Linked DNA regions of Homo sapiens: regions 1 and 3 are each linked to region 2. A link is a loop called in an ENCODE intact Hi-C map of the cell type or tissue named here. Cell type or tissue: ascending aorta. All regions are shown on one strand.

Evidence for each region. Peaks named below come from ENCODE experiments on the same cell type or tissue, not always from the same donor. Only the 100,000 strongest peaks of a DNase experiment are listed, where the experiment ranks them.
Region 1: it touches region 2 in a loop (9-fold over the local background); 63 of 110 quality-filtered maps call a loop at or near these places.
Region 3: it touches region 2 in a loop (2.4-fold over the local background); 42 of 110 quality-filtered maps call a loop at or near these places.

What each region holds. Positions count from the first base shown.
Region 1 is chr9:38,086,644-38,089,143 of GRCh38, forward strand. No RefSeq gene overlaps it. Among named protein-coding and RNA genes, the nearest start is that of SHB, 19 kb to the left of the region's middle. RefSeq lists a silencer at 1,329-1,623 and an enhancer at 1,570-1,619. In ascending aorta, a CTCF peak has its summit at 1,502 (motif pointing right); a DNase peak (open chromatin) is centred at 1,498.
Region 2 is chr9:38,361,971-38,364,470 of GRCh38, forward strand. All of the region lies in intron 1 of LOC107987065 (a long non-coding RNA gene), which reads left to right. All of the region lies in intron 3 of LOC105376040 (a long non-coding RNA gene), which reads right to left. Among named protein-coding and RNA genes, the nearest start is that of ALDH1B1, 29 kb to the right of the region's middle. In ascending aorta, a CTCF peak has its summit at 1,265 (motif pointing left); DNase peaks (open chromatin) are centred at 1,191 and 1,591; H3K4me3 peaks cover 668 bases.
Region 3 is chr9:37,746,304-37,748,803 of GRCh38, forward strand. FRMPD1 (FERM and PDZ domain containing 1) reads left to right here. Exons shown (of 16, transcript NM_014907.3): 16 at 1-601. The coding sequence ends at 466. Among named protein-coding and RNA genes, the nearest start is that of TRMT10B, 6.3 kb to the right of the region's middle. RefSeq lists an enhancer at 1-88. In ascending aorta, a CTCF peak has its summit at 1,039 (motif pointing right); DNase peaks (open chromatin) are centred at 284 and 1,020.

The sequences.
Region 1 (2,500 bases), 280 kb before region 2:
AGCTGGAAGGATGTGAAACTGGTTGCCTTGGAAGCCATTATCCCTGACACTTAGAGGAAGCCCAGCTGTGGGAGGAGAGAATGAGGCCCCCAAACAGTGAAAAGCAGAGCAAAAGACAGAGCTGAAAAAGAGAGCACACTGATTATATTGTGCCAGCCCTGGATTTGAAGGCTTACTTTATGCAGTGTTCTCCATGTCCTTCTCAGTTATATCCATCCATACATTTCTTTTTCACTGTAGCTAATTTCAGTTAGATTTCTGTTACTTGCAGCCAAGAGGGTCTTAATGAATAGCAGAAGGGAGAGCATGTAAACATTGCAGAGTCAGAGTGTGGTGTGTGCTTTGCAAAAAGAACTAACAAAGGAATCTGAGCACCTAGAGAAGATAATAAGAAAGAGTTCAGCCAGGTGCGGTGGCTCATGCTTGTAATCCCAGCACTTTGGGAGGCCAAGGTGGGGGCAGATCACCTGGGGTCAGGAGTTCGAGACCAGTCTGGCCAGCCCATCTCTACTGAAAATACAAAAATGAGCTGGGCGTGGTGGTGTACACCTGCAATCCCAGCTGCTCGGGAGGCTGAGGCAGGAAAATCGCTTGAACCTGGGAGGTGGAGGTTGCAGTGAGCCAAAATTGCACCACTGCACTCCAGCCTGCATGACAGGAGCGAGACTCCATCTCAAAAAAAAAAAAAAAAAAAAAAGTTCATCTCCATTTTATCTTTTTCCTTGGAAATACTATTTAAACCATAATTCTACCTTAGTTATTACTTATTTTTAATTTATTTTATTTTTTGAGACAGGGTCTCACTTTATTGCCCAGGCTGCAGTGCAGTGGTATGATCTTGCCTCACTGCAGCTTTGACTTCCCCAGGCTGAAGTGATCCTCTTGCCTCAGCCCCCAAAGTAGCTGGGACCACAGGTGTATGCCACGACGCCCGGCTAATTTTTTGTATCTTTGGTGTAGACAGGGTTTCCCCATGTTGCTCAGGCTGTTAGTTATTGCTTCTCATGGGTTTTGTTTTCTTCCAGAATTCTCTTCTTCCTTTCCTTCTGTTTTCAAAAGACTTCCTGTCTCCCAAAGACCAATTTGATTATTTTCTCGCTGGGACCTCCACAGCTACATTACCCCATTTCTTAATTCTTGAAGTTCTTGGCACAGTCTAATTTGAACCACAAATTATTAAATTTTTGATGAGTGCTTCAGCTGCCCTTTATTGGCTGTAACTTCCCGCCATGGACTGCATCCTCATCCACAGATTGATCGCCTTTGACTGGTGCTCAAGAATCCTTGGGAGTTGATGGACTGATGAATCAAACGGGGAGTCTGAGGCTGCCATGGACAATTAAATGGGAGAGCAGGAGTGGAGAAGAGTTAGTGCTGCCCAAGTAACGGTCATCCAGGAATAAGGAAGCCTTTTGAGAAATAATAATCAAGCTGGCTCAAATGCACTTGGCACACATGGGGTGGACCCTGAGTCCCAGGTGGTGCACCTCTCCGAGTGGCCACAAGGGGGCGAGAGAGGGCATGGTCCAGGTGCCAAAATATTGCTGTGGCTGTGGGGTCAGCCAGCTGGCTGGTCCGCTAGTTGAGCCCTGGCTGGAAGGGGAATCTTGGCCTAGGTGATTTGCACAGGATAAAGTGGGCCTCCAACCAGAAGGCCTAGGAAGCAGCGTGCCTGGACCAAGGTTAGGAAAGCCCAAGGATGAACAGACGGATGGCAAACATTGATAAACATCTAAGAATAGGAGCTAGAATCTCCAAAATTAAACCAGCAAGTGAATGTCCAGTGACCCACATATTCTGCTAAGGATGGGGGATGACTCAGTGTCCTGGAGAAGGAAGCAGGAAGCCCAGGCATAGTACAGTGGCAAGGACTGAGTCTGGGAGGCAGGGGTCTGGAGTCTGATCTCTAACCTTGTAGTTCCTCAATCCTGTGTCTATGGCCCCTGATGAAAGCTCGTACTGTGTGTCCTTAGGTGATGACCTCTCCCTCTCTGAGCCTCAGGTGTCTCATCTTACCAAATAAGTTTGATGTCTGGAGACTGAGAGACCAGCCCCACCCTTGCACTGGGCACCATGATGACCAGGGTTCCTTTCAGTTTCAATGGTCTCTGAGTGACATGAACAAAACAGTTAGTTGGCTGCAAAGACCATGTCTTTCTCACTTCTGCCTGTGTACACCTGCTTTCTTTACAACTTTTGAGGAGGCCCTGGTCCTTTGGGACCAGGATTGTTCAGACCTTTGTAGAAGCTGAGCAGTATAATTTCTAGATGCACTGACCCATGACATAGCACACACCAAAATGCCCCCACATCCCACTGGAAATGCAATTCATTTTCTCTAAAATAGTTTTTGGGGGCATTTTAATAATTTTACTTTGAGGATTATTTTGCTAATTTTATTTTCAATGGCTGTGGTTTCTTAGAAATCATTGTGCATAGTTAGGAATTCCTTGAAGTGAAAGAATCTGCTAATTCTTTTCAAATATAAAAAAATTTACAG
Region 2 (2,500 bases):
TAATTTTTTGGTTTTATCTGAATCTGAAATTTCTCCACTTTAAAAAAAAAAAACAGAATCTCTTTTAGAGTAGCTCTGAGCCTTCCATGTGTTAATTAGGTGTTTGCGAAACTATGGTTTGGGTTTTCTGCTTTGTCAGAGCAGGGCTACTATTTTTCTCTTAAAAGACTCAGTACATTATTAGAAATGCCTTTCACTAACATTTAACAAATAAAACAGTTCTATAGGGACAATGAAGTTGACATTTCCATTGTTTTCTTTAGAAAACACCACAGTGTTAATCATCCCTCAAGGGATTGCATTTTTTGAACAAGTGAAGTAGCAAAGGCCCAGGCCAGGGAGTACACGTATGTGCACACGTGTTGGTGTTTAGCCACGGATGCATGTCTATGTTTTTATGCTTAAGTCTGCATGTCAGAATGTGTATTCATGACACTCTGCATGTGGCTGTTTGTCTGCCAATGATAATCGGCTACATGCATGTATGGATTAATGGTCTGTGTGCGTGTGTGTGTGTGTGTGTGTGTGTGTATGTGTATGTGTGTGTAGATGAACCTATGTAAACCTGTGTGTATCTGAACATATCTACCATGTATGTGGATATGTGCTTCGTGCACCTCTGTGTGTGTGTTTTATGGCACCGTGACTGTATTCATGAGTACATGTTTGCGTGCGTACTTGCTCGTGTTTATGTACCTCCATAGTCATGTATCACATAATGAAGTTTCCATCAATGACAGACCACATATGCGACAGTGGCCCAAATTATAATATGGTATTTTCACTGTACCTTTTTTATGTTTAGCTATGCTTAGATACACAAATACTTACCATTGTGTTACAATTGCCTACAGTGTTCAGCACAGTACCTGCTGTACAGGTCTGTAGCCTGGGAGCAATAGGCTATTCCGTACAGCCTCAGTGTGTAGTAGGCTCTGCCATCTAGGTTTGTGTAAGTTCAGTCTACGATGTTCACACAAAGAGGAAATTGCCTAATGACGCCTTTCTCAGAACGCGTCCGTATTAAGTGACGTATGACTGTATATAGATATACACATCTATCCGCATATGTGTGACTGCTATGTGTGTGATGATTTGTGAGTCTGTGTGCATCCATATGTCTGAACATAGGCACACGTGTGTAGATATGTCTTTGTCCATGTTTCTCTACTTCAGTGTTTGCATGCCACGCGGATGCTGAGTTCTGTGTTCAGAGCCTCCTATAAACACGTACACAGTACCCTCCAGTGGACATCAGTGGAAAGCACCTTCAAAAAAAAAACAAAGCCAAAAAAAGGCAGGATCTGAATCGCTTCCAAATTCAATACTGGTTTGTCATCAGACGCAGGGTGAAGTTTTCAGGACGGTCCTTGAGAAAACCGGGGAGGGTCATGCTTCTGGAGTGGACACACACTTAACAGTTTTCCCTATGGAGGTCCAGCCTACCGGCAGCTGCTTCATGATGCGGGGGTGAGAGGACAGAGGCAGGATCACTGGGTGGGTCTGTGAGCCAGGAGGGAGGAGGTGGACGACACGCATTAGACCATGGTCAGGAGCAACTGTACTCAGAGCTTCCATGTTTGCTGGGGCCCTGCATTCTCTATTGCCCCAGTCGGGCCCAGTTCCAAGAACATGGAATTCACATTCAGAGCTATGCCCTTCATGCACCACACCAAGTCCCACTGGTCTGGGAAATAGGATCCCTTCACCCGAAACGCTGTGTTGATTTCCTGTGGCTGTTGTAACATAGTGCCACAAACTCGGTGGCTTCGTGGAGGTCAGAAGTGTCAATGGGTCACCAGGGCTGGCACCCTCTGGAGGCTCCAGGGGAAGCTCCATCTCCCTGCCTCTCCAGCAAGGTGATCTGCATTCCTTGGCTGGTGGACCCACGTCACTCCAACCTCTGCTTCTGTTTGCACATCCCCTTCTCTGCCTCTGTCTCTCCTAACTCCCTCTTTCCCTTATAAGGATCCTTGTAATTCCATTTGGTCCACCTGGATAAGCCAGATAATCTCCCCATCTCAAGTCCTTAATCCCATCTGCAAAGTGTCATTTGCCACGCAAGGCAACATTCCCACGTCCTGGGGATAAGGATGTGGATGTCTGGGGCGCATTATTTGGCCCACCACAGGTGCCCATCCCAGAGTTCTGTGTCTCCCTGTACAGTTCTGTATGCGTTGGGACTAGCAGGACTTGAGACACTGGTGCCACTTATGGCAGGTTTACTCGGTGCCTGTCATTGCACCTGACTATGCACTCTGCCATTTGGTCCTCGCAGCTTTCCTATGAGGTAACTGGGGCTTGGTAAGGTGACCTAAGGTGCCAAGGCACACAGCTGGGAAGTCATGGAGACAGATTTTGAATTTAGGATTGTCAAACTTCAAAACCATGATGACGTGGTTTGGATATTTGTCCCCGCCCAGATCTCCTGTTGAAATGTAATCCCCATTGTTCGAGGTGGGGCCTGGTAGGAGGTGTCTGGGTCGTGAGAATGGATCCC
Region 3 (2,500 bases), 620 kb before region 2:
ACTCATGGAGAGCTTGCTGGAGCTACAAGACATTTTAGAAACTTCCTGGGGGGTTGGAAACAAACATCCCCCAGAGAAGTGCACCTGGCACTTTACCGAAAGCCGGAGCCGCCTCTGCATGGGCTCCCAGAAGCTCCTGTCGAGCTGTCGGCATGTGATCAGAATGGACCAGTCCCCCGAAGAGATGCAGGGGGCCGTGCGTGACACCTTCCAGCACCTGGTCCAGCTGGCCGGCCTGTGCTTTCAGTTCACAGACTGTAGCCGCTGCTCCGCCCGGCACAGGGAGGCAGCGGGGAACCTGAGGGATGTGGTGTACACCTACCATCAGTTTATAGAGGCTGCTAAATCGACCTGCGAGAGAGGCTACCACGACCTGAGTGTGAAACTCCTGGCCCGTCAGTGCACGGCCCTCACGGCCGCCGTGTTCTGTTTGACCCAGAAGTTCCGGGCATCCACGGCCCTGTAAACAGGTCAACGGCCCAAGGGCCTCCTGCCCTGTCCTGCCTTGGACACTTCCCTGAGAAGCCCCTTCCACTCTCCCACCCACCCTCTTCAAATGTTTACTATATAGAGTATTCAAATAAACTGCTGCTTAATCTTGGCCTGAGTCATAGAGTTTGGGTTAAAAGCATTCACTTATATTCGTTCAACAGACATTCACTGGATACTTCCTTTGTGCCAGGCCTTGGGATTTACAGATGAGTAAGACAAGTCTCTCCCCCTGGTCAGGATGCTTACAGACTCTCTAGGCACAGATTAGTTAGATCACTATCAGCAAAGTGTTTATCATAAAAGGAGCGTACCCAAGGAGTGTAGAAGCAAAAGGAATACTCAAGAAGGCAGGGGTGAGGGAGAAAGGTGGGGGTCACTGAAAAACAGTCTTGACTTCTCATATCACACTTATTTGGCAATAACCTTTGCAAATAGGAGTGAATACCGGTAATATTTGATAGACTTCGACCTTCACAAGTTATGGTTTGCAGCGCCTGCACCAGGAGGCCTGGGATTCTTGGCTGCCCCACTGCAGCAAGCATAGGTTGCCACTAGGTGGCAGGAAGTTCTTTCATTGCAAGGCCACACATGTGCTTTATCTGAAATTGATTGCATCCCTGAATCTTGCACCTTATTCCTGTTTTAAATATATAAAAAGCCGAACATTAAAGCCTTGAATTAGATTTGCCTTTTTAAGAAAATTAAAGCAAAAGAAATATATTGGATACCTTTCTTACCCCAGTTGAGCCAGTTAATCCCAGTTCATCCTGGTGGACCTTAGACAAGCCACCTAACCTCTCAGTGCTTTGGTTTTCTTTTCTGCAAATTGGCATACTAATAGTGCCCATTTTATGGGATAGAAATCCAGCAAGTACTCAATCTAGTAGATGATAAATGCTAGCAATAACCCTCAGCTCTTATGGACGTCTCTTCTAGTCTGAAACCATCCACTGTATTTTGTTTTTAGACCCCAGGGAAACTGATTTTAAGCCTCCCTTGGGGTGCCTCTTTGCCTGGCTTCTCTGTCCAGGCCAAAGGTGGTTTAGTCACTCACCTTAGGCTATTAGAGTTCGTTAAAGGAGTCCCTTGTCCCTCTGGTGCTCCTGACCAGTGTGAGCTCAGTGCTGCCGCTGTGGCTCTTCTCTAGGGCTCCTTCCCTCCACCCAGCAAAAGCAGGAACAGAAAGGAGAGTATGAAGTCACACACCTCAGCTCTCTCCAAACAGAAGGAAAACAATACCTGAGAGAAGACGTGAAAAGGCATCCTTCCCATCTCCTGTTACCGATAACTTGTTGTTAATAACTAGAAACCAGTTACCAGTACTTGTGCCAGGAAAAGACGTATTTTCTTAGAGGCCTGTTTCTTTTCATAGGATACTTTGAATAAAACTTAAATGAGGCTCTTGAACACAGATTGGAAGCAATTTCATGGCAATGAAAAATAGGAACTACAGGGCACCAAAATAATAAAAATTGCCTAATGTTAAACAAGACCTGAAACTTTTGTCAGCAGAAAGCTGTGAAGAGGTAAAAACACAACCTATGTGTTCACAAGTTTAGGGGAGGAGCTCGGGACTTCACTCAACAAGAATTTTTTTTTTTTTTTTTTAGATGGAGTTTCACTCTTGTTGCCCAGGCTGGAGTGCAATGGTACGATCTTGGCTCACTGCGACCTCTACCTCCCAGGTTCAAGCGATTCTCCTGCCTCAGCCTCCTGAGTAGCTGGGATCACAGGCGTCTGCTGCCATGCCCAGCTAATTTTTGTATTTTTTTAGTAGAGATGGGGTTCCACCATGTTGCCCAGGCTGGTCTCGAACCCCTGACCCCAGGTGATCTGCCCACCTTGGCCTCTCAAAGTGCTAGGATTACAGGGGTGAGCCACTGCACCTGGCCTCAATCAGGATTTGAATCCTGGCTTTGGCCTGTGTTATCAGGCATTTCTCTGGGCCTCAGTTTCCCCATCTGGCAAAAGGAAATAATACTCCTTTTCATTTAATGAGGGCCTAATA